Regions from separate parts of the Homo sapiens genome. Here region 1 is linked to region 2. Evidence: chromatin loops called from intact Hi-C (ENCODE). Cell type or tissue: Calu3. All regions are shown on one strand. Each heading gives the region's core, and the rest is flanking DNA. Links, peaks and the distances in the headings are about the cores only. Region 1 holds the start of LOC105377530 (a long non-coding RNA gene). Region 2 overlaps MFAP3L (microfibril associated protein 3 like).

Region 1 (15,624 bases), core at 8,276-10,775, 100 kb after region 2:
GCCCAAACTCACCATAAGCTTGTGTCTATCTTTGCTGGGTAGTACCAGCTGACATCTGTCCACTCACAAAGACAGACTGGAGAAGAGAATCCAAGGGTCAGAGGATCAGGATAACATGGTAGCTCATTTCCTTCTCACCTTCCAACCTTTCTACCATAGGACAGAGATTAGAACTGTTTATTTAAAAGGATTTACTGACACAATAGCTGTTATAGCTTCACAAAATAGCTGACTTGTCCCTAAGGAGAATTTGAATCTGTGTAGCTTCACGAGGCCTTGAGCCAAAGGTAGCTCTTTCCCCGCCAACAACTTACACACAGTTCAACCTTGCCTCTGCTGGGCATGTCTTCTTTATGCTTGGTTAATCAAGTGAACGGGATTCAGTGATAGCAATAACTGCCCTCTACTGAGTTCCTAATAGGTACCAGGCCCCCTAGCCAGGCAGTGCCATGCACACAGTGGTCTGCATGGATGGCAGCCCTGGAACCATGAGATGCTGCAGCCAGGCCCACCCTACAATCATATAATTCAATTGTAACCACACAGGGTAGAATTATCATTCCCATTCCAAATGAAGAAAAAGGCTTATGAAGGTAACTAAACTGACCAGGGTCACATGAATAGTAAAGAATAGAGCTGGATTTGAAACTCAAGTCTGGTAACCCAAGACCCTGCTATTGTCAGAAATTCTGCTCCATGCTGTGGAATTCAAAAATAAGCAAGTGGGGCTGGGTGCAGTGGAGGTGAGAGGATCGCTTGAGGCCAGGAGTTCAAGACCAGCTTAGACAACATAACAAGATTCTGTCTCTGCAAAAATTATTTTCTTATTTTTTTTAAATTAAAAATTAACAAGTGGACCGGACTTTAAAGACCCCGAAATGCAGTTTGAGAAAACAAGACACATTCATGTAAAATTAAATAGCAATGAGGCCAGGTGCGGTGGCTCATGCCTGTAATCCCAGCACTTTGGGAGGCCGAAGCAGGCAGATCACAAGGTCAAGAGATTGAGACCATCCTAGTCAACATGGTGAAATTCCGTCTCTACTAAAAATACAAAAAATTAGCTTGGTGTGGTGGCTCAAACCTGTAGTCCCAGCTACTCGGGAGGCAGAGGCAAGAGAATCGCTTGAACCTGGGAGGTGGAGGTTGCAGTGAGCCAAGAAGACACCACTACACTCCAGCCTGAGTGACAGAGCAAGACTCCATCTCAAAAAAAAAAAAAAAATTAAATTAAATAACAATGAAATGTTGAAATAATGGCTCAGGTCAAGAGAGAAAATGTGTCACGGGGCAGACCATGATTCATTGCTAAATGGACCATGTAGCAATAATCGTTACAACCGTTTAGAGAACACAGGTTTACAAATATTTACAAGTTTTGGTGAACATAGTCCATGTACTGGGAATTTCTAAGTAAGGTCCTAAAACTGGCGGCAACACAAAGGCAAATAATAAAAGAAAGACATGACCTTGTTTCTACTGCAAAAAGTCCTCGTAGAAGGGAAGCCACCAGGCACTTGTAGGGAAGGAAAAAGATAAAGGGTCTATGGCAAAACTTTCAGAACTCTGTGAGAATGATTAACGTGACTTTTTTTTTTTTTTGAAAGTTTTGACTTCAGATTTAGCTTATGGTCTCGGGAGCTCAGGTTTCAAATGTGTAAATTATATTATTTGAAGTGAAAATGTGATACATGCTTTGGGTTTTATTTTATAATTTAATATAAAATAAGCTTTAAAAGCTATGGTTTTTACAAAGAAAACTTGAAGGATTTTGTTTTTTAAGACTGATAAGTAGGAGTTGCGCTGGCAAAATCTAAATAGTAACTTCCAATTTAATTCTAATGTTGATGGATATGACAACTAAAGTATTGTGTTCTTCATGTTCCGATCCTGTGAGTAAAGGAGATGCTGATAAATGCTACTGTTCTCTCTTTCAAATCTGCATCGCAGATAGTAGTCATGTGCACTTTTGACTAAGACCAAGTAGACGAGAGTTTATAAGAAGCCTAGGAACTGAATGCCAAATTTAGACTTGGGTTTTGAATCCTTCCTATGCCAGAATGATGATGCTTTCCTTAAATAGTTAACCAACTGGTTTGTTAAGCAAAGCATGTTACAGTAATAAAACTAAGGGGGCAGAGATAAGTATGCCTCTACATAGTTATATATGACTAGAGAAGAAAGACTAGTATTTTATACACCAGGGGTGTTTCTTCCCAAACACTAGTCCCATAAGGCAGGGGTCTCCACCCCCGCTGCCACAGACCGGCCCTGTTAGGAACTGGGCCACACAGCAGGAGGTGACTGGCAAGTGAGTGTTACCGCCCAAGCTCTGCCCCCTGCCAGGTCAGCAGCAGCATTAGATTCTCATAGGATCGTGAACCCTATTGTGAACTGTACATGTGAGGAATCTAGGTTGTGTGCTCCTTATAAGAATCTAATGCCTGATGATCTGAGGTGAAACAGTTTCATCCTGAAACCATCCCCTTTCCCCTCCTACCCATCCTTCCATTCCCCTCCCATCTCCCATCACCCCACCATCCATGGAAAAATTGTCTTCCATGAAACCAGTTCCTGGTGCCCAAAAAGGTTGGGACCGCTGTTATCAACCTTAATATGCAAATCACTTTCACATGTGCGTAACCTTGGAAACCACCTCTGGGATAAACATTATTATTGGCTCCATTTTATAGATGAGAAGTTGACCTTAATGGAGTTAAATGATTTGCAGAACCATACTTAAACACAGATTTCTGGCCAGGCGCGGTGGCTCACGCCTGTAATCCCAGCACTTTGGGAGGCTGAGGCGGGTGGATCACGAGGTCAGGAGATCAAGACCATCCTGGCTAACACGGTGCAACCCGTCTCTACTAAAAAAAAATACAGAAAATTAGCCAGGCGTGGTGGCAGGCGCCTGTAGTCCCAGCTACTCGGGAGGCTGAGGCAGGAGAATGGCATGAACCCGGGAGGCGGAGCTTGCAGTGAGTGGAGATCACGCCACTGCACTCCAGCCTGGGCCACAGAGCGAGACTCCATCTCAGAAAGAAAAACAAAAAACAAAAAAAAACCCCACAGATTTCTTAATTCTGACTCCAAGAATTCAAAAAAAAAAAAAAACCGTTGAAAGTGACTTATTCTATTAGAAATATGGGATAAGTGCCCTTCTTTATTTTCATTTACTGCTATGGGAAACTTGATTACCCCTTCTAAGCCAATATGTCTTCAACATCAAGACACACAAGGTTTCAAAATGTAATTGCATTCTGATACACATAAAGAGTAAAAAAAAAGAATGAAATTAGAGACAGGTCATTCATGGTTAAAAACACTGGCTTTGGAGTCAGACTGGCATCAGACTCAGCTTCCAGTTTTTACTAGTAATGTGAGAGCTTCAGGAAGTTGTTTGACTTCTCTGGGCCTCAGTTTCCTCGTTTGTAAAATAAAAGTAACAAGATCTAACTCATAGGGTGGCTCTAATCATTAAAGAAGATATTACATTCCGAGAGCTTAGTTAATATGTGCTCAATAAATGTTTAAGTCTACTGCTATCATTTATTCAAAAAGCATTACATTGAGTGTGTATTAGATGGTGGGAATATGGAAGGAGAGAATATGGCGCTTGCCCTCATAAATTTTGTATTTTAACCCCAGTTGCCTCCAAAATTTTTATCATAAAGTGCATTATTAAAAAATTTCTGAGCATTATTCCCAAAACATGTATGTATATGTTAATTTATAAATTATATGTATCTATTACTATACTAAAAATTATGTGCATTATAAAACATAAGCAATAAATGAATGCAAAAGAATAAATAATTAAGAACCTACTGAATTATCTTGCACAATCTTTGGAATGTACATACCACACTTTGGAGACCATTGTTTTAGCCCAGGGATTAGCACATTTTTCTGTAAAGGACTGGATAGTAAATAGTTTTGCAGACCACACGAAGTCTCTGCTGCCCAATCTTCTTAGCTTTTTTTTAAAAAAAATTTTTAAGCAACCCTTTTAAAATGTAAAGCAATACTTACCTCCAGAGCTTTGCAAAAACAAAGCTTGCGCTGTAGTTTGACCATCCTGGCTTTACATCGTAGACTGCTCTAGGGTAAACGATTCCAGACAGTGAACTAGTAAACACATAATTACTATAGTAAGTTCTAGATGAAAGAAACTGTTTAGCTCAATGGAGATTAAGGGAGAGGAGGCCAACTTCAGCTAAGATGGTCAGAGAAGATCACATCTCAAGTGAGGCCGGAAGGTGGGGAAGGAGCCAGGCACAGAAGACAGAAGAAAGCCTTCCAGGCAGACGGAAGAACAGGCAAGGACAAGGTCCTCAGGTGGACGAGAACTTGCTTGACCAAGAACTGACAGGAAGTCTGTGTGCCTGGAACTGGTGAAAGAGGGGAAAAGAGCAACATGTGAGATGAGGTTTGTGAGTTGGGCAGAAGCCAGCTTTGGGGAGTCTGGAAGATGATTCCCACCAAGTAAAGCCTCTGAAGCAGAAATGTAGTTAGAGAAGATAAAATCAGCCGATTGTATGTCCCCGGAATGTGAACAAAGTGAAATAATAACCAGAAGGTGGTGGATCAAGGACAGGTTCCTGGGGCAGAAATAAGACTTAAAGAGAAGTCAGTTGTTTTGATTATGTCCTCAAGCTATTGAAGACAATTATTAAACTTATAAATCTTTTATTGTTATTCAACCTTGAAATAAAGTCATGCTGTTCTGACTTTCATGAACCAAACAAACCAACGGAGTTTAGAACAAAGCCCTTCTATTCCCACGTACACATTTTTTTAAGTTGTTCTCTTCAAATTAAAACTGCACTAAAACGTCTTCCTTGGAAGACCACACAGAAGCAGGTAACACTGGCTGCCTCCAGGGAAGGAAACTGGGCATCGGTAGCACAGACGAGGGAGGGGGACAATACACCATGTATCTTATTGTGTTTCCAGATTTTGAACCAGGTCACTCTAATACCTAGTCAAAACGCAAATAAATAAAATTAAATTTAAATTAAAACTTTTAAACCACATTAATTTTGTGCAACCTCAGAAGAACGAAACAGTTCTCTAAAGATTCATTTGACTGAGACAAACAGGCACTCTTGCCATTCGAATAAATATTAACAAAACGTGATTAAGGTAACAATTTTGCAAAGTGGGTGTGTACATGTAACAGCATGATACATAGAAAACGTATAAATTAATGATAAAATTCACTTTAACAGAGAATGGAAGCAGTACAGGTAAATTTTTTTTTTTTTGAGACGGAGTCTCACTCTGTCACCAGGTTGGGGTGCAGTGGTGCGATCTCGGCTCACTGCAACCTCCACCTCCCAGGTTCAAGCAATTCTCCTGCCTCAGCCTGCCGAGTAGCTGGGATTACAGGCGTGTGCCACCATGCCCAGCTAATTTTTGTATTTTTAGTAGAGACAGGGTTTCACCATGTTGCCAAGGATGGTCTCGATCTCTTGACCTCATGATCCACTAGCCTCGGCCTCTCAAAGTGCTGTAATTACAGATGTGAGCCACTGTGCCCAACCCAGTACAGGTAATATTTTAAAAGCCAATTTATACATTGGAAAACAGGGTTGGCAGTTCCTCAAAAAGTTAGAATTACCTTATGACTCAGGAATTCTAGCTGAGGTATATTCTACCTAGGTATATTCCCCAAAGAATATGGAAACATATGTGCCCATAAAAACTTGTGTACAAATGTTTATACTAGCTTATTGATAATAGCCAGGAAAGTAAAAACAATCCAGTTGTCTATCAACTGATGAATGGATGAATAATATGTAGCATATTCATGCAATAGAATATTTTCTGCAATAAAAGGAAGTGCTGATAAATGCTACAACATAGATGAATTTGAAACCTTATGCTAAGAGAAAAAAAAGCTAATGACAAAAGACCACCGATTTTATGATTCCATTTATGTGAAATATCCAGAATAGTCATAGTCACAGAAACAGAAAGGAGATTAGTGGTGGCCTAGGGCTGATGGAGGAAAAGGAGGATGGAGAGTGACTGCTGGTAGGTACTAGGCTTTGTTAGGGGGCATAAAGATATCCTAAAACTAAACCGTGGTGATGATTGCATAGCCCTATGCATATTTAGTGAGTATACTAAAACCCATTAAATTTTACACTTTAAATGATAAATTGTATAATATGTGAATTATATCTCAATAAAGTTGTTTTGGGTTTTTTTGTTTGTTTTGAGACAGGACCTCTCGCTGTAGACCAGGCTGGAGTGCAGTGGCGTGATTTTGGCTCACAGCAACCTCTGCCTCCGGGGCTCAAGCTATCCTCCCACCTCAGCCTCCCAAGCAGCTGGGACTACAGGCGCACACCACCATGCCAGGCTAATTTTTTATTGTATTTTTCATAGAGATGGGGTTTTGCCGTGTTACCCAGACTGGTCCCAAACTCCTGGGTTGAAGCCAACCACCCACCTCGGTCTCCCAAAGGGCTGGAATTATCAGTGTGAGCCACTGAGCCAGGCCTGTTTTGTTTTGTTTTTTTAAGTCAACTTACAAAGGGCTATTCAAGCACCACATTGTAATGTAAAATATAGGTGAACTGCCACCGAAAACAAAGGAATAACAAGGTCAATATATGAACACTTGGATTTATAAAAGTGGAAACCAATAAGACTTCTTTTGTTACCAAAAAAATCAGTTTGGGTTTCGTATTGCACAGAAAGTACGATCTCTGTGGAGTTATTTATTCTGAAACACATCAAGTTGCCTGCAGCAATCCTCTTTCCTAAGTGCCCTTGATTGCACAAGGTGCAGGCTAAAGAGGTGAAAATATTACAAAAATATTAAAAGTCCAGAAATCAATGAGAATGGCCTTTAGGAACCACTTTGATACACACAGACATTCAACTTGTGTGCATCAGGACTGAATTCCCTTCTGCCTATGAGAGAACACAGGTCATGAAACTACAGGAAATCTGCAAATAGATCATCTACTTGTGAATAATAAAGAGTTGGTGCACTGTACACGTATGGCTGATTCCTATAAATCACCCTCTATTGCTAACAGGTTGTTATACTGACAAAGCTGGCAGTAGTTTCTTTCGTTTTGTAAAACATTCCTATTTTGCTTTATAAAGTTTTGTTTTGCCAATTTTGAAAACTCCTATTAAGGGAGGAGACAACCCCTCATATTGTCTTATGCCCAATTTCTGTCTCCAAAAAAAGAAGAACTAAAAGGCAGAAATGGAATCCACAGGCAGATAGCCCAGCACTGCTCCCCAGGGCTGGTAGTTAAAAATCAACCCCTGACCTAACTGCTTGTGTTATCTACAGATTTCAGACATTGTATGGAAAAGCATCGTGAAAATCCCCGTCCTGTTCTCTTCCATTCTCATTACCAGTGCACCCAGTCGCAAGTCACATAACCCGTGCTTGCTCAATTGATCATGACCCTCTCACATAGTTCTCCTGAAAGTTGTAAGCCCTTAAAAGGGACAGGAATTGTTCACTAGGGGAGCTCGGTTTTTGAGACGTGAGTCTTGCCGACGCTTCTGGCCGAATAAAGCCCTTCCTTCTTTAACTTGGTGTCTGAGGGATTTTGTCTGTGGCTCTTCCTGCTACACTATAATCAGTGTTTGAGAGATTCATATAGTAATTGATGATATTATATACTATTTACAGTAAATCTCATTCTTGCCACATAAAATAATTCCAGTGAGTTATCATATACAGTCACATTCAAGTTCCCTACGTAAAAATTCAATGGCTAGAGAGAGGTCTATTTACTCTTTTCTCTAAAACTAAATTTTTAAAGACTTGTCTTAGTCTTAATTTTATAATTTTATAAGAGCAAATTATTTCAGGAATGATGTGTTCAAAGTATTTTTCAAACTTTTCCAAGGCAGAATGACAAGCTAAAACAAATTTATTTATTCAGTTTGTATTACAAGATAGAAAAGTATATAATAGGGAAGAACTTATTACAAATATTGGATAAAAATTATGTATTTGCCAACATTGTCATCCATTAAAGGACAAATTATGGCTTATGGTAGCTCTCCTAAAGTAATATAATTTATATCTTCAGTCTGGACATGTTTCTCCCCTGTAGACTCATATATCCAGCTGCCTATGTGACAGCTCCACATGAATGTTTAATAGACATCTCAACCTTAACACGTCCAAAATATAGCTGCTGATCTTTGACCCCCAAACCAACTCCTCCTGAAATCCTCCCTACCTCAGTTAAGGACAACTCGATGCTTCTAGTTGCTTAGGCCAAAAACTTTGGTAGCAATCTTAATTCTAATTTTTCTCTTAAATGCCACATCCAGTCAGTAGCAAATCCTTCCAGCTCTATTTTCAAAATATATACAGAATTTAAACACAGACTTTCCTCGACTTCCACTGCCACTTCCTAAACCAAGCTACCATCATTTCTTACCTGAATGTTGGCAACAGATTCCTAATAGGCTCACTCGTTACTAATAGGCCTACCATTAACTCATACAGCAGCTTTGTGCAAATTAGAAAAAGATGATCTTCCCCAAGAACACCTGCAAGAACACTGTAGAAATAAATAGTTCACAAAACTCTGATGTCAACACTGTCACGGCCCCCCCCTCCAGATTGTGGTACACTTGTGCAATGCACAACCTGCCTAAGTGTACAAAACTGCCTTGCTTGTTAGTGTGGTATATTTCTATTTATTTTTCTTATTTATTGTCTATTTCTCCCAATAGCATTCACTCTTTGTGAGGGCCAGGATTTCAGTGTCTTGTTCACAGTTGTAGACCCAGCACCTAAACCATACCTGATACATGATATACACTCAATCAATAGATGTTGACCAAAAATGTACAAAGAACAAGGGTCACATCACCAAAGACCCTGGGCATGAGCTGCCAGCAGGTTAACCTAAATATTCTTCTGAAATCACTTGATTAGATGTACATCCTCAAGTACTGTTGATGTGGAAAGAGGATTTGAAAACAGGATCTCTTTGGATGATTAGTTTCCATTGTAACAAACATTGCCATGAAGAAAATCCTTAGTAATGTGTAAGCCCCAGCTGCAGGCAGCAAAGTATAACTGAAAACAAAGTGGATTGGGAGGTCAACAACAGGCCCTCCAAGTCCAGAGTGCGACAAAGCATGGAGACCTGAAAGAATGCACTGTGCTGGGTGGGAATCCAATTGCTTCTATGTGGAGAGGAGCAATTGGAAAGAGGAAGATAGATAGATGGGGCCTTTGCCATCTCTTCTCTGGCCTTGAGATGAGTCATCATACCTAACCATGACCTTTAACAAAACTTTACAGAAGATTGGAAGGTTAAGGACAAATTAACAGATTTATTTACAACAGCTAATAGAAAGAATTGACCTTGGAGCCCAATGGCCCAACCCAATCCTTTAATCCCAACCAAGCTCTCAGCAGGCTGGTTCAACCTCCACCAAAGGGATGCCCCCTAAATGGCCATGTATTTGTTTAGGTCCAACTCTGACAGCACCCCCCCCGCCCAAATAAAAACTTTCTCTACTGATTTAAATGCCTATTTTTGAATTTCCTTCTCCAAAATGATTGACAGTGGGAATAGTCAGCCCCTACAAATAATATCCCATTGTTTGCTCTCAAAACTAGTAAAACTAGTTGGGCATGGTGGCACAGCTACAGTCCCAGCTACTTGGGAGGCTGAGGAGGGAGGATCACTAGAGCCCAGGAGTTATGGGCTATAGTGTGCTATGACTGCACCTGTGACTAGCCACTGCACCCCAGCCTGGGCAACACAGCAAGATCCCATGTCTTAAAAAAACCAATACAAATAAATTTAATTTTTTTAATTTAAAAGAATATGAAATAAGATGAATCAAATAAGACAAACATACTATTTACAGGATACTCCTCAATATCTGAGTTATTCATCCTTATGTAATACCAATGTAGGACACCAATATCCTAGTCCCCACTGCACTGTACTTTTTCAGTTCTTCCTCCAGAGTGAGTTGAAGAGACTAAGGCAGCACATTCCTCTAGCCATGCTCTAGCTTCAAATTCCACACCCCACATGCAAATGCTTAGTAAAAGAAGCCATGAGACATCCAGATTTGGTAGGTGGGAAGGATGTTTCTAATTCTGTAGGGCTTAGCCCTGCTTATGCAATGGAGGCTCTATCACACAGTGCTTGAGAGTGAGGACTCTGGAGCTAGACGTGTTGGATTCCAATCTGAATTCTACTGGTTACTTATCTGTGTGTCCTTGGGCATACTATTGAACCCCTCTGTGTCTCCATTTCATCAATAGCAAGGGATTGTAACAGAATTACTATCAGCCATTACATTAATACAAATAAAAAGCTTACAAGAGTACCTGGCACATAGAATCTGGCTCAACAAATTTTAGTTATAAGTATTGCATTATTAAAGAGGGTATTTAGCATCCCATTTTGAGCATTTTCACTGGGACCCTTGTCAATTTCAGCCAGCCACAAGAATAATATTTAAATCCTCCTACTACTTCTGCATAACCAAAGGTGACTAGCAGAATGGTCTCTTTCTGAACATAGTCTGAACAAAAATAAATTCCAGTCTCTATTCATAGAAGGCAAAAACAAACAAACAAACAAACAAAAACCCTGCTTGTAACTCTTCCAATGACAATATTTTGCAAGTTCAAACAATTTTTTCAAGACCAGTCTTCATTAGGCACCTAGTTAAGAAATCTGGACTTTAGACTGATGGCAATGAGGAGGCAATGAAGAATTTTCTTGTTTTGTTCTTTTTTTTTTTTTTTTGAGGCAGAGTCTCCCTCTGTTGCCCAAGCAGAAGGGCAATGGTGCAATCTCAGCTTACTGCAACCTCAAACTCCCAGGCTCAAGCGATCCTCCCACCTCACCCTCCCGAGTAGCTAGGACTACAGGCATTGTGCCACCACACCCAGCCCAGAATTTTAAATGAAACATTACTTGATCAAACTTGTGTTTTGAGAAGAGCACTCTGGCAACAATGTGAGAGCAGATGAAGGGCTATTGAGAAGGAAGTCCAAGTGCAGGCCACTTCAATTACCTAGACAGGAAATAAGAAGGACCAAACCCAAGGCAACAGGTGGAGGGATTATGCCAAAAGATCTTCCATGACCATCACATCTCCAGAATATCAAATTTAGTAATCACCTATTTTTCAGCTTAATCTTGTATGATGTTAAAAAGTGGTGGGTGCGGCCAGGCACGGTGGCTCAGGCCTGTAATCCCAGCACTTTGGGAGGCCAAGGCTGGCGGATCATGAGGTCAAGAGATCGAGACCATCCTGGCCAACATGGTGAAACCCCATCTCTACTAAAACTACAAAAATTAGCCAGGTGTGCTGGCGCATGCCTGTAGTCCCAGCTACTCGGGAGGCTGAGGCAGGAGAATCGCTTGAACCCGGGACTCGGAGGTTGCAGTGAGCTGAGATCACGCCACTGCACTCCAGCCTGTTGACAGAGCGAGATTCCATCTGAAAAAAAAAAAAAGTTGTGGGGGAGTGGGTGCATGCTTAAACACTTGGCTTCCAGATCTCATACAGGAAAACATGAGCAAATGTCATCTATGAATTTATAGTATGCTTCCTATTAGTGAATGGCTTTGCCTTTCCACAATGATGATTACCCGATAATAAAATTCAGCATTTAAAATAGAAAATTATTAGACTTGGATAATGGCACCCTTTTCTCTGAAAACTTCCAGGACCTGGGCAGGAGGCAGAAAGGGCATGAGGCTCTTCTGGGAATCAGCACACATTCTCCAATAGGCCAGCAGAGTGAGGGGCTTGGAAGGCCAAAGGCCTCTGTCAGAAAGAACCATTGGTGCCGGATCCATGGCACCTCTTTATTTTCTGCGGGCTCTAAGGATGAGCCTGGCAGCTACACTTTTATTGTAGAACAGAATTCAATTTTCAGTTCTTTCTCTTAATCTTTTCCCCTAGAACAGACACAAAAGCAAGAATTATTTCTTCAATAATATGGCGCATCAGCATCTTTATTTTCTCAGCTGCACAAATGCTTTTTAGTATATCATTTGGTCAGCATTATCTTATTCCTATAGAACAAATAATAGAAGCACAGAGAATAACAGTGGGTTACCCAGTGTCACACAGCTAATCAGCTTCCAAGCTGTATGTCATAAAGGTAATCAGCTTCCAAGCTGTAACACTCAATGTTATCCCTACTACATTAGTAGACACCTAGTGAGTCCTTGAATTTCAATCCAGGGCTCCACTCAGATATTGTTTTTGTAAGCAAAAGATAAATTAATCCTACCTTTTGAGAGATAGGATTTAGAAGAAACAAGAAAAGAAATGTTAAGATTAGATAATCTAAGTGAGAAAAGTAAAATAATTAATAATTTTAATCAGTGCCAGAAAAACATTTTCAGCAAATAATGGTCTCACTGATATTTTATAAAACATGAATCCCCATACACGGTATTTCTCTAGTTTCAAGAAGCACTGTAGATGAATTATTTAAAAGGTCATGTTTTCTTCAGCAAGCCTTCCCCTCTTACTTTGTTTTTGTTTTTTTAGAACTACATCTCTAAAGATTTTTTAAATTTTTTATGCTAAAAGAAAATAGTAACTCCTGTGACTGATGTTCCAGTATCCCAAGATACACATTGTCAGATAAGCAAACTATGCAACACTGCATGATATAAAACAGTTTTCAGGAAAAAAATATTAATTTTATCTGGCATATCTGGCATATTTGGGGCCATAAGATTTGCTTTACTCACCGTTAGAATTTCTTCGTGAGTCTTTTCTAAAAAATAGACAAATGATGGTTTAAATTAACAAACTAGGTCTCTACAACCACAATTTCAAGCATTGTCTGTCTCTCCAGAAGTACACTAAGATTGATCTAGTTCTTTCTATTCTTAGATTTCTTCCTTTTATACTTCCCAACTGTCATCATCCTCCAACACGATCAAAAATCAGGTTAAGACAGAAATAAATGTATGTTCCAAGCGCATTTACCTGGGAAGAGTTTTGTTCTCAGAAGGACAAAGTGTATCATAGATCCAGCATCCCTCAGAGGCTGATCGGAGGTGAGTTTACAATTCATACACACACTCACATGTTTTTTCCATAAACTGAAATAATACGGAAGGTCATAACATCTCTCCCACAAGGAAAAGATAGATAGTATGTTATTCTTAAGAAAAGTCAAACGTTTGTGATTTTTTTTTTTGTTCTTTATGCATCTCACTAAAACATATTTCCATCACACTTGTGAATCAGTGATTCACCACCACCCTACACTCCTGGCTCAAGAAAAAGTACAGAACAGGATTTGGGCTGGAAATCTCTTCAGATCTGTAGCTAACAAAGAGCAAATTATTTAAAATATAAACCAAGCTGAAATCACAGCCTTTATTGGGCACTGACTATGCACTAGGCACAGGCAGGCTTGCGTGTGCTGTATCCTTACCACAGTCTATTGAGAAATGTATAATCAACTTAGTTTACAAATGAGCAAAGTCAGGTTAGGAAGATTAAGTAATTTTCCAACATAATACAACCAATACATAGCCAGGCCTGGATTCAAAACCATATCTGCTTTAGTCACTTGTCCCACGAACATTTTACTAAGATGCTGTGAGCCAGGTATTGTTCTAGGACCTGGAAATATAGCAGGGAGCTGACATTCTAGTAGGGGGAAAAAGCAATAAACAAATGCGCGCGTGTGTGTGTATAGATATAGATATACAGTAGATGTAAAGTCAGAGAGTGAGGATTATCACAGAGAAAAATAAAGCAACTGAGAGGAGGATAGAAAGAGAAGAAAAGAGGGTGTGGTTTGGATGGGGTGTCCAGGGAAGACCTCTGGGAAGGTGAATCTGGGCGGGGCTTGGATGGAGTGAGTGAAAAGCAGTGTCAGTATCTAGGGAAAGAGGCTTCCCGGCAGAGGGGGCATCAGGGGCAAAGGCTGAGAGATGGTAGTGATTCTGCAGCATGGTTGAGCAATAGCACCGAGATCCATGTGGCTGGAACTGCAGGCAAGAGGAAACAGAACAGGAGATGAGGCTGGAGGCGCAGCCAGTCAGAAGAACTTTGGGTCCTTGCATAAGGAGATGACAAGAAGTTGGGGGTGTCTGGGGCAGAGGGCTAGATGATCGGTTTCACTCCACGCCACTGTCCTCTGTACGTCACTTCCATCCCCGTAGTACCCAATGTCCCCTCTTGCTTGACCAAAGCCTGAGTTTCTGAAACCTGTTCTAAGACCCATACTGCCCTCACCTGTTTCTCTGATCATAGTTGCAGTTACGTGGCCACTGGTGGCTTGTTACTGTTATCTGTCCTTCTACCCTATGGAAATTATGGACCTCCTAGCTCATCCACTCAGGGCAGCTTTCTGAGTGCTGCCTGGAAAACATCAACCCATGAAGACTGTCATAGACTTTCCAAGGCACAGACCCATCACTTCTGCTTCTCTGTGTTAAAAACATCCCCACGGATTTTATGCCTTGATTTTCTCCTCATGGCACAAGATTCATCCAGATTCACAGCCACAGCCACATCTTCCAGATGGAAGGACAAACATGAGCCCTGATTTTGCTCCAAAAACTGCTAGAAGTTGGGGAAACAGCAACAAACAAGATACAGCCACTCCCCACATGGAGCTCACATTCTCTGCATCCAGGTCACACTCCTCAGTCAGAAAATGGGAGGCGATAGAGAGGGGAATCTTCGTAGTTTGATGAAGTGAACGAAATAAAATTTTTGCATTGTTCTTAGTTGCAACTTTTTTATTTTAAAACATCAGATAACATTAAAGGAAGGCATGTTTTATGTTGGCCAAGAAAAAAATAGGCTTTAAAAGGCTGAAAAACAGTGGAATTGAGGGCTTTAGCAATGACCTTATTTTCATTATCTAGACTGAAGTAGTCCTCCGAGGGGAGAATTTCAAATGTTAGAACAGGAGAGGAAGTGTCATGAAATATGGCTACAGGAGATGATTTGAGGACAGCAGAATCTCCTCAAATTACTCACAGACTGCTCTACATTTGCAAGGGCTGGCCGCATCCAAACATAGGATTTGCAGTCCTATCAGTGCGTTTGAGCGTCCCTAACTCAGCGGTTACATCTCTGTTCTTACTGTCTCTATTTCCCTGACCAGGACTATTTGATGTCCTAGTAAGGTTCTACTCAGCCTCTTTTCTTTATTAAAAACTAATTCTAGCTGGATGCGGTGGCTCACGCCTGTAATCCCAGAACTTTTGGAGGCCGAGGCAGGCAGATCACCTGAGGTCAGGAGTTCCAGATCTGGCCAGCATGGTGAAACCCCATATCTACTAAAAATACAAAAATTAGCCGGGCATGGTGGCGGGTGCCTGTAATACCAGCTACTCAGGAGGCTGAGACAGGAGAATTGCTTGAACCCAGGAGGCGGAGGCTGTAGTGAGCTGAGATCGTGACACTGCACTCCAGCCTGGGCAACAGAGCAAGACTCCGCCTCAAAAAAAAAAAAAAAAAAAAAGGCAGCTAATTCTAAGGCAGGGCAATCTGGACACCTGTCCCTTTATATTTACCCTTCAGGGCACATAACAATGTAGATCACCCAGCAGAGTCCTTGAAACTGATTGACTGATTGACTTCCTCATTTCC
Region 2 (15,624 bases), core at 4,938-7,437:
TTTGGCCAGTTGGGAAGCTGTGTGTGCACAATCAAATGTGAGGGAGAGGTAGGAATTGAGAAGGGCTCTTTCATTATCAAGGCCTTGCGGGTTTGCAAACGATCCAGAATTAGCAAGAAAATGTAAACTCACAATTATTTCAGGTCCTGAGTCATATTAGGAAAGCATATTAAGAAGATTGCCCTCTGATTTATAGACAATGTGCTCTGTGGGCTGCAGAGAGGGCAGGGTTTGCTTCCTCCATCCAGGCAGAGCGCGCACAGCCTGGACTTGTGGGCAGGCAGCCAGGGATCAGCACCTCCATAAAGCACCTCCCTGATACATGGCATCTTCTAGCCATTTTTCTAGCCAAAAAAGAGTTCTGACTCACTGATGTGTCCAGGCTTCCAGACATCCATCAGCTCCTGCCTGGTTTCACTCTGAATGTAGGAGCTTCACACTAAATACATCAGGAACTTCTTGGAAAATGGGCTTGAGATCAAATAAAAACAATTGAAAGCTGGCAGAAGTAGTGCCATCTACAGATTAGCAGGTGACATAAATTCACTGGACTAGAATGAAAATTCGAATCTCTACATGCATACTCCAAATGAGTAGGAAGAATGTTTTGAAAGGACATAATTTTTTAAAGGGGGGAGATGTTGGAACAATATTCTAATGAAAAGAAAGACAGCAGCTAGAGATGCTTCTGTACCAGCTTAGGTTGAATATAGACTCTAATAAGGACGGTGTCAAAGATCAAAGAAAAATGTGAATACAGCATTGTAACCCTCTGATGTGCATTGTGATCCGTTTTAGGGATTGGCCTGGCAGCATAAAGGCCCCTGCATCAGTGTGTCTGTCCCATTTCTATTCAGTTTCCAGATTTGGCTAATTCCTTGGATCATCAGATTTCTGGAGAAATGTCTCTCTGATCAATTAAGAATGACCCAATTAATACGATGAGCCATGGTGGTGCCACTGCACTCCAGCCTGGGTAACAGTGAGATGCTATCTTAATATATGAATGAATGAATAAGAATAAGAATTTGACATTATGTGCTCAAACATCAATAAACTCTTCTAAATGATATACCTGTGATTAGAATAGCCTGCACTGCATGTTTCAAGTGCTAGAACAATTTAATAATTGGCTTTATGGAACCAAGAAAACAATCCCAGGTCTGATCTGAGGTTATTATTAGCAGTCATGGTCTTTTTATTTTTTTTCTAAGCCACTAAATTAATTGCATGACCGTATGCAATACCATACCTTCTCTAGGCCTCCATTTTTTAGAGTAAAGAAAAACCTTTATGAAAATACATCCAAGTTTTTCCAAGTCTAATGTTCTAGTTCTGAGAAGAGATGTGTAGACCTGTTTTTATCTTGCTTGATAATTATATATCTATAGAGAACAACCTTTAATGTAATTTTTTCCCTCCTCCTTTATAAGGGTTTGTGGTTCTTTTTCTCTTTAAAAGACTGTAGTAAAGGTCCCTTGAGTATCTCCCTTCTGATGATCAGGCTTAACCAACATTTATGTTTAGTAGGATATCAACAGTATCTCATCTCCATATTAGAGTGATTTTTTAAAATAATGATTTGATGACCCTGGGCAATTTAAACAGTATATTTCTGAGAGCTTTATTTTGTATTATTTTTACTTTTAATCAGAAAAACATACCATGTGAACAAAGTGTGGAGATTCAAGAATAGTTTCTTAATATTATGCCCCATTAAAAATAAAGTTTTATGAAGATGGCATCTCTGGGCCTATAGTTTGTTTTTAAGTTTGAAAAACAGTGATTTAACCCAGATCAGTTTTTGAAAAAGTACGTGCCTTCTGTGTATCAAAAAAAAAATAACAGCATAAAATAAAATTCTGTAGAGGCCGAACATTAGTGTAGTTGGAGTAATAATGTGGTACCCCTCTCAGTTGTTCCATGGGCTTAAACAGCTCATCTGGTGGCTGTTCACAGCAATCCAGCAAGTCTGGGTGTATATTTAGTTCTACCCATTAAGTAGCTGGAAATTATCCTAACACTACACAATTAATAAGTGCGTATTGTACCAAGAATGCCATGAGGTCTCTCCTGAGTCTCACTTTCCTCCTAAGGGCCAACTACTTTAAAAAGACAGGCTCTAATTCTTCTCATGGTGTGCTGCTGTATAGCTCTTAATTTGTGAGTTTTTATATGTAAATGTCATGACTGTGGTTTGTCATCACAACACCCTCCATCAGCCAGGGGTACAGAGAGAGAAGATGGTGAAGCTAGGAGGAGCAGTGAGGAACCAGGCAGGAGCGACCGTGTACTCTGCCAGGTCACTGCTAGCAGACAGGCCCTCATCCAAGAGTGGCAGCAGAGTGCAGAGTGCTGCCCAAGGGAGTGGTTTGTTGAATTTCTTAATTTGTGTATTCTACTGACAGTGCCAGCCATTGGTTTTTAGTAAATGAGACACTTGCTTCCTAAGAGCTGTCTTTATAATCATAGGTGCCACTGGTCAGGAGGTCTTGTACTACTTCAACCTGCTATCAGATAGTCATTCTGTACATTCTAATTCCTGTACCTCTTTGCATCTGCCAACTTCTTTCCTTCCCCACTGCTTTTGGTTCAGGCCCCCGTTCATTTCCTTCCTGGATATTGTATAATACTAGTCTCCTAGCCAGGTCTACATCGCAGCCATATGAGGATCAAGCTGATCTTTGTAAACACAGAACTAGCCCTGTCACTTCTCCTTTTCAAAACCTGTGAGTGCCCCCATCCTTGGCGTTGCATACTATCCGGTCATTTTCTGGGCCAGCCTGCCTTTCCAACCTACTTCCCCCTCCTCTGTTCTTGCACACACCACCTGGCCATCAGTGCCTAATTACAGACATTTCCCCAGGTTCTCTGTAATCGTTTCTTTCAATATTCTATTCCTCTTTTGGGTCAGCTTCTCTCCCCTGGTCCACTTGGGTACTTCTTTAAAGAATCACTTCCAGAAAATTCTTCCTGGCTCATCCAAACTATTAATACTTCCATCTCTTGTCTGGTGCCCCAGTGGATCTTTGACACCCTGTGATGGGCAGCTGTCACACTGTCCTGTAACTGTCGATATATGTTCCTGTGTCCCCTGCCGGATTCTGACAAGAGGGGAGAGTCCTGTGTCCCCTTCCGGATTCTGACAAGAGGGGGAAGGCCTCAACCCCTGGCAGTGCACCCAGCGCAGGTCATTTCTCAGGTAATGCATATCAATTTGGATTGAACTGATCCCCTTTAGATGCTTCTAAAACTAACCTAAAAGCAATGCCCTTTCATACTTTCCTGTGATTATCACATTTGCCATCTGAATTAGGTATTACCTTTGTGTGATTAGAGGCATCAAGAATCTCTGTACAGAAATAGACTCTAGAACATGGACAAGAAAGGGCAAGAAAGGGCAGTATGAATCTCTGTAATAGGACTTTGGGCATTGAGATAGGACTTAACTGATTTATCACTTAAATGATTTGACTCTGGACTGCAGTAATTGCTAAAGGAACATTTTTTTTCCACAGATTTCTTGGCCCTTGACTTTAGATTCCCATATGCGTCTGTTTGTTTTCATGCTGCTAATAAAGACATACCTGAGACTGGGTAATTTATAAAGCAAAGAAGTCTAATTGATTCACAGTTCCACATGGCTGGGGAGGCCTCAGAATCATGGTGGAAGGCAAAGGAGAAGCAAAGGCATGTCTTACACGGCAGCAGGCAAGAAAAGAGCTTGTGCAGGAGAACTCCCATTTATAAAACCGTTAGATCTCGTGAGACTTACTACCACAAGAACAATATGGTGGAAACCACCCCCATGATTCAATTATCTCCACTTGGCCCCACCCTTGACACATGGGGTTTATTACAATTCAAGGTGAGATTTGGGTGGGAACACAGCCAAACCATATCACCATAGTTTATATTCAGAGATCACCCTAATTATCTAAAATTCAGTATAGTTGATGCTTGAACAACATGGGTTAGGGGCACCCACCCCCCCGCAATGCAGTGGGAAATCTGTGTATAATTTTTGACTCCCCAGAACTTAACTACTAATAGCCGGTTGTTGACCAGAAGCCTTTCTGATGACATGAACAGCTCATTAACACATATTTTGTATGCTATGTGTATTATATACCATTTTCCTACAATAAAGTAAGCTAGAGAAAAGACTGTTATTAAGAAAATCTTAAGAAGGAGAAAATATATTTGCCGTTCACTAAGGGGAAGTGGATCATCGTAAATGTCTTCAGCCTCGCCATCTTCAAGTTGAGTAGACTGAGGAGGAGGGGGAGGGGCTGGTCTTGCTGTCTCATAGGTGGTGGATGTGGAAGAGGGGGAAGGAGAGGCAGGCACACTCAGTGTAACTTCTGTTAAAAAAGAAAAAACCTGCATGTAAGTGGACTGAGTGGTTCAGACCCATGCTGTTCAAGAGACTCTATGCTGATCCTGAAAGGTGTTAGGTGGGATAGAATGAGCCAGTGAGAATTTTGTTCTCATTTTTTTTAATCGCAAAAGAAAATATTTTTAATTTTTGTTTAAAAAAGACGTGGATATTTTGAATTCATTATGATATATGGGAAAGGAAGTGGCAGAAACATATTCATAACTGAAATGGCTTGAGTTGACTACCAGTTTTGAAAAGTTAGTATTCATGTCTTAATGAGTATTTTAGTGCCACTTTCCAATTCATATGAAATGGGGCTTCCCTCTCCATGCTTCATGAGTATAACCCTGTGAAGAATGTGTTTTCATCCAGAAGGTAGCTTATGTGCCTGTGGCATCATTCCCACGCAAATTAAAATAGGGGTAACTCTCAGTAGGTGTTGCAACAAAATCCAGTTGTATCACTCTACAAATTATTCATCAGAGTAGTTGGGGCAATACCCAAATTGACTCTGCCAAGAAAAAACAATAATATTCATTTAGTACAAAACACCCCTTACACAAGAGGTCCTTTTCCTTCTAGCTCCAGAAATACATGGGCAACAGTCTTATTGATTATAGGTGGAAAAAGAAGAAATAGGACTGAACAAAGCATTTTATTAAACATTTTTAGATAAAATCCAATGGCTGGGAGGTAGGGAAGGGGTCAAAATAAAGAACATTTGATATTTGCTAAATATTTCTCTTTTGTTCTATTTATAGAAAATAAAGTAGTCTATCAAAGTTTTCCCAAAGATTATGAGGTTTAACAACTTGTCCATTGTAGCTTTTGTTAAGCCCTGGTTTTGAAAGCTGTGGTCTTTGTTCTTGTATTTTGAAGGACTGCATTTTAAGCTGCTGGATTATAGTACTTAGGGTTTACTCTTTGCTGGCTCAAATCCCTTTCACAATGTTAGATTGTTATTTTACTCTTTGCTGGCTCAAATGTCTTTCACAATGTTAGATTGTTATCAACTAAACTTTTTTTTTTTTTTTTTTTTGAGACAGCGTCTTGCTCTGTCGCCCAGGCTGGAGTGCAGTGATGCCATCTCGGCTCACTGTAACCTCCGCCTCCTGGGTTCAAGTGATTCTCCTGCCCCAGCCTCCTGAGTAGCTGGGACTACAGGAGCACACCACCACGCCCGGCTAATTTTTGTATTTTTAGTAGAGATGGGGTTTCACCATATTGGCCAGGCTGGTCTCGAACTCCTGACCTCGTGATCCGCCTGCGTCAGCCTCCCAAAGTGCTAGGATTACAGGCGTGAGCCACCATGTCCAGCTCAACTAAACTTTTCATGGTGCTGTCTGTAAGATCCTAATCCAACAAGCTGAAAAGGTACATTTGCAGAATATTTTGCCAGCGTCCAGAGTCACGTGATATCTTATGTTCTTCAGGCAACACATTGTAATTTGTTCTTAAATAATTGCCGTTGGATTCCATATAAGCATGGCTTCATACAGCAAGTGTGTAAACGTGATTATGGGTGCCTAGCAATAAGGAAATCCTACTGAACTATATGTGCAAGTTTTTGCTATCCAGGAGCTGTCCTTGTAATCGAGAAGGAATTTACTCAAAACAGAAAAGTGCAAGATCATACACCAGGGAGCAGTGTCAAGTTTGGTAGGTGCACATGCGATGGGGTGATGAGAAGGACTAGAAGTTTCTACCCTGTGAGCCATGGGACTCACAGAAAGGGAAAGGCAGAAGAGGGCCTGGATGCTGGATGGGCAGTCAACAAACATCATCTCTAGGTGGCACCCAAGCTGTTCGGTGCCCCTCCTTCCTACCCAACTCCAAGCCCATAGCACCTAGAGAACATATTGAAGTTATCTGTATGTCTTTCCACTACTAGACTGTGAGTGGACATGGTCTGTGGTTTATTGAGCTTTGTGGCACTTCCCATCCCCTAAATCCTGGCAGTGTGCCCGGCACATAATAAATACCTTTTGAAAAATCTGAAGTGAAAGAGTAAATTGAAAGTAAATTCTTACTAAAACTATTAATTCATTAGTGTTAATTCAGTGCTTACTTTGAATCAGTTTTCACAGAATTTTAGAGCAAAACGCTGTGATACAAACAACCTGTAAATGATGCGTTATGTCTTCTGTACCTTAGTGACTTTTCCAGATGGGAGAGGATGGGAATAAAAATGAGGAAGAGGGAAAACATTTTGCTAACTGAAATCCCTGCATAAAACGAAAGTCTCTGCTTCTGTATCTCGTAAGGTCTCTAACGGAACTAGATTCCATTTCAGAACAGTTGGCTGTGTTTCTAGCCCAAAGCACCTACTGACATTATTAAAATATAATAGCACAGCAGTATCCCCTTCTCTTTACTCTGCTAGCACAATGTGTTTGAACGTAGAAAGCCAAATGTGGAGAGCCTCTGTTTGAAAACAGCTCTTGAGATACACACTTTAAAATTCAGTTTGATTTTCCATTTGTGGCATTTTCTTTAACTGGGGGGAAAAGTTATATTTACCACCCATATTTATTAGAACCCATCTCCCAACCTGCCTTGTCTCTGATTCTCCCCTGTGGTATTTAGCCAGGCATCTGCTATGGCTCGGGCACCAGGGAGTCAATAATGAGTGACCCAGCCCCTGCCCTCAACATGCTCACCACAGAATACACCTAAGGGGGCAGCTCATGCATTCTCAGACTTGAGCCCCTGCAAAGGACCCAGTGCTGAAAGTCATTTATAATTATTTATAATTTATAATAACGTTTTAAGCAAAACTCAAGATCTGGCTTTTAGAAGACATAAAAATAGATTGGAGAAGCATCATTTCAATAAAGGATGCTTTATACATTGTGCTAATAATTCTTGTTTATCAAGGCAGCAGTACATAGGTGTTTGGTATACATTTGATTGTGAATCCTTATAATTGTCTTGTACTTGCCCAAGACACACAGCCAGCGAAGGTGGTTATGTCCAGAATCCTGGCCTGGTCTCTCTCAAACCTGAGGCCATGCTCTTCACAGCTATTCTGTATCGAATAGGTCAGCTTTCCAACCACAAAGGAAACCACAAGTTTAGCCAAGTAAAGAAAGACATTTGCAAAGTCATGGCAGGGTGTCTATCATGCCATTGCAGTCTGTGCTATCTCCCTTCGCCACAGGGTTTCAGCTGGTGGCGTAATGTGTTGGCTTCCTAGGGCAGGAAAGCACTCCAGTTTAGTGGGGTTTATGGAAATCTATGGCAAAACAAAACTCTTTTCTTTCCTACTGAAAAAAAATATGATCTGAAGCTAATTTATCATCACCAGGTACCCCTTCAGTGTTGTTGTAGGCAGAATTGAAATAATAACTTCTGCCTTTGAAGAAGGCATGGCTATAGAATTAGAATGAAATGGAGGATAGAGGACTAGGTGAAGGTTAGATCTTTGGACATAGAAGTGCCGCCAACCGTAATGTCTGGTGATGTTCCCCAGCCTGTGGGAGGCAGATGAGATTGAAACCAGGGTGTACATGAGTGACCTGGAGCCCGTAAGTAACAGTAACACAGAGCAGAGAGCGCTAGATGAGGTGGAGCTCAGAGGAGCATGGGAAGTTGAATGAGACAGTAAGGAGCATTCTGGAAGCTATAATGGGTAGTTAGGAGAATGCCAGAGTGATTCTGATGCAGTCCTTCCAAATGCCGGCAGAGCCCAAGCTGTGACCAGTGACGCAGACTGGAAGTCCCGTTTACTGGGAGAGAAGAGGTTAAGGAACACCCAGGTGAACAATTAGGTCCTCCACAATGAAGACAGGTAATGTGGAGGAAAGAGAGCTTGTCATGGTAAGTGAAAGCAGCCTGAATCCATTTTTGCGCTCTATGAAGCAATATATAAATTTAATATAAGAAATATTTGTTCCTATAAAATCTATATGTTTTGATAGCAAAAAACAAAATTATGATTTCTGTGAAAAATATAATTCACATCCGGAACATCTTATGGTTGTGTTTTGTTTAAAAAGTATGTAGGTTTGGCCGGGTGCGGTGGCTCACGCCTGTAATCCCAGCACTTTGAGAGGCCGAGGTGGGTGGATCACCTGAGGTCAGGAGTTCGAGACCAGCCTGGCCAACACGGTGAAACCTCATCTCTACTAAAAATACAAAAATTAGCCAGACATGTTGGTGGGTGCCTGTAATCCCAGCTACTTGGTAGGCTGAGGCAGGAGAATCACTTAAACCTAGGAGGTGAAGGTTGCAGTGAGCCAAGATCGCCCCACTGCACTCTAGCCTGGGCAACAGAGCAAGACTCCCTCTCAAAAAAAAAAAAAAAGTATGTTGATGTTTGTATTTTAGCTGCATTGCTAACCGTTTATAGTGTTTTGAATGGATGAATGCTAATGTTTATGTGTATATATTTTTGTTTTCTTAAAAACAGGTTCTTGCTCAAGTACCAACTCTATGGACCCAGGACAGGTTTGTCCCATGACCTGCTGTGAACAGTGTGTTGTCTGATAGAAGATTCGGTTGGCAAACCATCTCTCTATTGCCTTACAGAGCAAGCAAAGAAGATGGATCGATTGAAGAGCCATCTGACTGTGTGCTTTCTACCTTCTGTGCCCTTTTTAATCCTAGTATCCACTCTAGCCACCGCTAAGAGTGTGACTAACAGCACTTTAAATGGCACTAACGTGGTCTTGGGCTCTGTGCCCGTAATCATTGCCAGAACTGACCATATCATAGTCAAGGAAGGGAACAGTGCCTTGATTAACTGTAGTGTTTATGGCATCCCTGACCCACAGTTCAAGTGGTATAATTCCATTGGCAAGCTGCTGAAAGAAGAAGAGGATGAGAAGGAGAGAGGAGGAGGTAGGCTTTAAAGTTGTATCAAATGTCATAATAAAATATAAACAGGAGCTTTGGAGCCAGCACCCGTGATGTTAGTTCTTCTCATGCAAATGATTTAAAGATCTCATCTTGTCTTGTTTTTCTAAGGCAGGAGAGAATATATATCCTTAAGGATTCAAAGAAGCAATTAATTCATTTTTTTCCCTCATTGACACAGAAGACAAAGGACAAACACAGAAGTCTTTTTAAAGGCTTCTTGGAATTTTGTAATATAATACATCCAATACATTATAGAGACAAATGTAAAATGGATTTTCCTAAATAATATATTCAATTTTTAAGGGAGTTTTGTTTTCTTTCATGGAGATGGCTGGAATAAACAATATAGCCATTGTTTATCATTAAATGTCCATTTAATTCATTGGCCGTGGATTTAAAGACCACACTTCTGAAAGAAACCTCAGTGCAAGTCTCAGCCACTGGCTGGGATTCCTGGAGACCTGGCTGCAGTTTCTAGGCTGAGGCAGGGAGGGAGGGAGGATGCAATAACAAGGAAGGATGTGGGACAACAGGAGACTGCTTGGTTTTTAATAAATGCATTTCTGACCAAAAAGTGTGAGTCACCTCACTCCGGGAAAGACTAGCCAGAGAGAGGATTGGGTCTTCGGGAATCGGTGCATTTCTTGTTTTAGATGCGAGAAGTAATTGTCTGAAAACCCAATCCTGGTCAGATTGACCAGAAGGAGTTAATCTGCTTTCCTAGGCATTTACTGTGTGAAGTAGAGGGGTTGGGGTGGGGGAGTGAAAAGAACATTGTTCTAAAGTAGCAGCTTATTAGTTTCTTCCATTCACATTGCCCTCCTGTTCCACAATTCTTTAACCAATGAGCAATCCCCAAAAGAGTTTCTGCTCCAGGAAAACCTACATTTTAAATCTCTTTCCCTCATTTTATCTTAATTGCCCTGAAAAAAGAATAGAGGCTAATGCTGTATATCTCCTTAGGAGCTAAGTGAATGGAGTTTTCTTGCAGTTGCCTACTTCTGGTTCACAGCTGTGTTCCGAATGGTTGAGGCTGCTAGCCGTCTAATTGGCCAGGATGTGGGGTTTGCTGTAGTGCTGTCACTTACATTGCTTTTGGTTAGCCAGTCAAGGTTGTAGAGCATTATAAAGCTTCTTCCTTTAAGTCAAAATATTACATATTATGAATCGCGTTTAACCTAGGAGAGTCGAACTTTTACCCACCAAGAGGAATTGTGGGACCATAGCAAAGTTAAATTAGAACTCACATTGAAGACATTATAGTTCAAATACCCATTTACTGAAATTTGCCCAAAGTCCTGCTATTATTAAGTGGCTATGACTAGGCCTGTAATCCCAGCACTTTGGGAGGCCAAGGCAGGCAGATCACCTGAGATCCAGAGTTTGAGACCAGCCTGGCCAACATGGTAAAACCCCATCTCTACTAAAAATACAAAAATTAGCCGGACATGGTGGCACGTGCCTGTAATTCCAGCTACTCAGGAGGCCGAGGCAGAATAATCTCTTGAACCCAGGAGGCAGGCGTTGCAGTGAGCAGAGATCACGCCACTGCACTACAGCCTGGGCGACAGAGTGAGACTCTGTCTCAATTTTAAAAAGTGGCTATAACAAGAACCTTCACTACTGACAGTGGAAAGGTGAGGGAACACAACCCCTAGCCCACACTGGTTTTGGTTCCTACAGCCACTTCCTCCAGGACAAGTCAGAAGGCAGTGATGTCACACTTGTGAATGGAGGGCAATAGCCATGGTAACAAAGACACTGCAGGCCAGGTACCTTAGCAGGTCTTTCTGCAGGGCTGAGCTATCGCTAGGGAACCCACGGTGACTGAATCAAAGGGAAGAAAGACCCAAGACCTGGATCTCCCTTTTACATGGACCCTAAAGCAAAGGTTATCCCTGGGTATTAAAAAGCTGGGTTGGGGCACTGAACTCCTCAGTCCTAGAGAGGAAGAGAACTGTGGGAATAGCATAGCACTGGGGCCTGAATTTCAGTTCCAACATTTCGAGGATTATCCCAAAGTGTAGTATCTTACTGCGTCTGAGATACATATGTGGTATCTTAGCGAAAAGGTCCTTGTAACTGCTGACTCAGCGTTGGCAAGCTGACTCTGCACCGTCCCTCCTTCATCTGTGTATTGAGGGCATTGAACTAGTTGGTAGTTATATTTGGCTCCATTTTCTTTTGTTTGTGGGTGCTAAGATGGACTATAGTAGTAGCCTGTCAGTAGACCCCAAGCTAGTGGCCGCCAGTCAAAAGCCTTTGCCACAGAGAACTGCTCCATCAGAATTCAGCACTCTGGTTTGTAGCCAGCAGCCTTGCTGATAAATCAGTTAGCTATTTTAAATCTCTTTAAAACTTTCAAGTTTTAAAAAGAACTCGTGATACTAGTACTTGATGTTCCAGCTCAGCTTTTGTAATTACAATGCATGATGGTAATTTCAGAGCATAAGCAACATGGGATAATATACAAAGCAGTGTACCTAACAACCAAGCAATACACAGAAAACAACAGAAACGAGAGATTCTTGCTCAAAAAATATCAGAATCTGAGAGCTGGAATGGCCTATTGGTAAACCCACAGTCTTTAACTTTTCATTTTTGAAGGGGGAAATGTCCATATTATAATATGGACATAGATTTCCATTTTCAAACCAATAGGCTAGAAGTTTATATGGAGCGGTGTTTTTTGTGTTTTGTTTTTTGTTTTTTTTTTTAAATAAAGAGGTGATTGAATATAGTATGAAAAATACTAGGCCAAGCGCGTGGCTCATGCCTGTAATCCCAGCACTTTGGGAGGCCGAGGTGGGTGGATCATGAGGTCAGGAGATTGAGACCATCCTGGCCAACATGGTGAAACCCTGTCTCTGCTAAAAATACAAAAATTAGCTGGGCGTGGCGGTGCATATCTGTAATCCCAGCTACTCAGGAGGCTGAGGCAGGAGAATCGCTTGAACCTGGGAGGCAGAGGTTGCAGTGAGCTGAGATCGCGCCACTGCACTCGAGCCTGGTGACAGAACGAGACTCTGTCTGAAAAAAACAAAAAAAAGAAAAATGATACTAATATCCTAGAACCTTACCTAGGTACACTAAGACTACTGTTAGAACCAAACTAACAAAATTATAATTTTCATTAACAACTGCTGCCATTTACTAAGTCGCTGCACCAAGTGACATATATTATTTCTAATCCTTATAATAAGCCCTACAGTGAAGTGTTATTAATCCTCATGTATACAGATGAGAAACCAGGTGAAACCAGAGGGTATGACACAACCAGAGTGTGGCCAGCGGGTATTCATTCTCCCTCTGTGCCCCACCACATCATCCTTTAGGTCCTGTAGGTGAAAAATGTTGAAGAGCCTCTCACTCAGACTGAGTGAATATGAGAAGAACTAGATGGAAAAGGCATCCTCACTACCGATAGCAAGGTCAGACAGTGTTAGGATTTGTGCCGGAACATGTGTGTGTACATGGCATGCACATGCACAAAAAGGCGTTCAAAAATCATCGGTGAGTCACTCAAGGAGCACACTGCCATTCACTTTGTGATTAGCCTGGAAAGGAGCAATTTCATGTCTCGTTTCTGCTGAAAAGGTGAGAGAGCTGTTATTCATGCCAGCCCCTCCAGGCCCAGAGAGAATGGGGCTATTTCCTGTCATTGGCAGGAGCAGCAGCTGGTTTGCTTTGCTTGCCTGGTGCTGTCACTTCAATTCCACAGGATCAGGAGAGGCTAATGTGTGATCTCTATCTGGAAGACTTTTGTTTTTGTAGTTCAGCAAAGAACCTGTTTGAGGTAGTCCACACACCATAAAGCAGACAACATGAATAACCACAAATGGCCACGAAATATACTGTTTTCAGTTTTCCTTTTGCTAGAAGTGAGTAGAAATGTATAGTAGCCAGGAATTAAGTCCTAACTATTTCAGGCACTAATTATCCAATGTGTTTTCACTGTTGCTTCTTACTGTGACTTTAAACCATTTACATTAACATTAGCACCTCTCTGAGATAAGTAACGAGGATTTCAAGAAAGTCAGCTGGTTTCAGCCCTTGTAAACATGTCTAGGTTTGTTAGAGATTAAGTTTGAAATTCTTCCATTAAGTTAGGTTTTTTACTTTTCCTGTGGATTTGTTTTCTGTGCTCTTGTAGTGTCTGGTTGCCAAAAACAATTAAGCACTGAGTCTACAATTGTCACAACTGCTACTATAGTGCTATGGAATTCATTATTATAAATTTTGCCTCTAGTTTACTTTGCTTTATTGTTTTTATCCCTCTACTTTTGCAGGTTTCTTTGAATAGATTGTAATATGCCTTTTAACTAGTTCTGCAAGGGACCATGACAAGCTGTGTCAGCCAGTGATAAGACTGTAGTTATCACCTCCCTACTTAATATTTATATATCAATAGGTCGGTGTCCACAGCATTAGATGTAAATTATCCTTTACCTCTAAGATCAGTGTGAAGTGGTGTATTAACCTGTTATACTGAATTCTTGTTTAGTATATTAAATACTTGAGATTTAAAACACTCATCAAGGCCATGTGCAGTGGCTCATGGCTATAATCCCAGCACTTTGGGAGGCCAAGATGGGAGGGTCACTTGAGCCCAGGAATTCAAGATCAGCCTGGGCAACATAGTGAGACCCTGTCTCTATGGAAAAAAAAAAAGTTAGCAGGGCTTGGTGGCACATACCTGTAGTCCCTGCTACTGGGGAGGCTGAGGTGGGACGATTGCATGAGCCTGGGAGTTTGAGGCTGCAGTGAGCCTTGATCACAATACTGCTTTCCAGCCTGGGCAATAGCAAGATCCTATCTCAACAGCAAACAGAACATCAAATGGTAGCAAACACAATTTATGATTTGTGAACATATGTACATATTATTGGAAAATATGTAATTATGAATATATGATTGGAAATTGAGAAGAATAACCCTATATAGTCTTTAAGGAAGTTCTTTGACTTTTCTCAACCACAGTCTTCTTGTCTGTGAAATAGAGATAATCCTTTTTTACTACAAGTGGGATTGTGAGTCTTAAATGCTTAGCAGAGGTACCTGGAATATAGCAAGCTCTCAGTAAGTGGCACTGCTATTATTATTGTTAATATTATACTATATCCTCACAATAATAGGTTTCAATTGCTAAAAATCCCTGTTTCTTAATATAGTGTGTTTTGTAAAGAAAGAGTTTTCTGGGTAATTTAATATCCTCTCTCTCAATTTCTCAACCTTTCCAAAACTCAGCAAATGCAAAAGAAATTCCTATCCCTTAAATGTTATTTGAAATTTCAAAATAATGTTCTGACTGCTATGACAGTGAGTTTGGGATTCTCTTCTCATCAGAGGCCTCCTTTCCTGGTGCATCACTTCTGCATACAAAGGGTCCTTTGATATCTAATGTGCTTCTACCTTGGAAGAAAGCAGTGTATGTGGAAATTACAAAGTATTATGCACCAGATGAATTTTGCATTTGCCTAACCCCGTGGTTCTCAGCTGGGAACTGTTTTCTCCACAGAGGACACGTGGCCAAGTCTGGAGACATTTTTGGTTGTCATAACCAGTAGGGTCAGGCTGGTTGTGCTCCTGGCTTCAAGTGGGTAGAGGCCAGAGATGCTGCTAAACAGCCTACATTGCACAGGACAGACCCCTACAATAAATAATTATCGAGCCCCAAATGTCAGTAGTACCCGAGTTGAGAAACCCTGCTGTAACCCAAAGGAGCAACCCCTTGGCTAACTAAAGAATCGTTCCAAAGTAGATCCCATAGAAGCAGTTTAATTTACTAAGGTTAATTTTCTGAATTGAGCCATATCAAATGCCAACCTGGTAACCGCCATTTGTGTGTTTCTTCAGTGAGTTGTGCTCCACTTGGGATGTGAGCCCAGATAGCTTTAGTCTTAGCAGTGAAAAGACCCTTCCAGATCCATTTCAGATATGGATGACAGCTAAGATTCCCAAAATGGAAGTGATTAATGTGAACTAAGTGTAGGGTGCTGTTATTTTGGAGGACCACCTGTAGCTACTCTCTAGAAAAGACTATTATGAGCCCATGTATTATGATTCCATGTTCTATGGAATTACATGCTTGGCACTCCTTTAAAAATTAAGATTACCAGACCAAATTAGCTAGAGGAACAGATGTTTCCTTTTCCAGGAAATAAAAAGACAGTAGGTTATTTTCAGATATTAGTACCTTGAAGTAGAACAGAACTACAGATTCTGAACAGCAAAATCCTTCCATCCCCACCTTCCTGAGTTGAAAGCTTGGCTAAGCCCATATTATCCCAGGCCACCTTCGCTCTACATGATGTAAGAATTAGCTTGTTAGAGCTGCCCTAGTCCTCTCTGAAGAGGTCTCTTGGGAGGGTTGTGAGTGGGGT

The links. A loop is a pair of places that touch in the nucleus more often than their neighbours do. Peaks named below come from ENCODE experiments on the same cell type or tissue, not always from the same donor. Only the 100,000 strongest peaks of a DNase experiment are listed, where the experiment ranks them.
Region 1: a loop joins it to region 2, with 1.9 times the contacts of the local background. A loop is called at or near these places in 3 of 110 quality-filtered maps.

The regions. Positions count from the first base shown.
Region 1 is chr4:169,901,480-169,917,103 of GRCh38, reverse strand. LOC105377530 (a long non-coding RNA gene) reads right to left here and starts at 4,386. Exons shown (of 4, transcript XR_939439.3): 1 at 4,036-4,386. In Calu3, for the core only: no CTCF peak of the experiment used is centred there; a DNase peak (open chromatin) is centred at 9,673.
Region 2 is chr4:169,999,179-170,014,802 of GRCh38, reverse strand. It overlaps MFAP3L (microfibril associated protein 3 like), which reads left to right. Exons shown (of 3, transcript NM_021647.8): 2 at 8,793-9,223. The coding sequence starts at 8,926. Among named protein-coding and RNA genes, the nearest start is that of MFAP3L, 19 kb to the left of the region's middle. In Calu3, for the core only: no CTCF peak of the experiment used is centred there; a DNase peak (open chromatin) is centred at 6,172.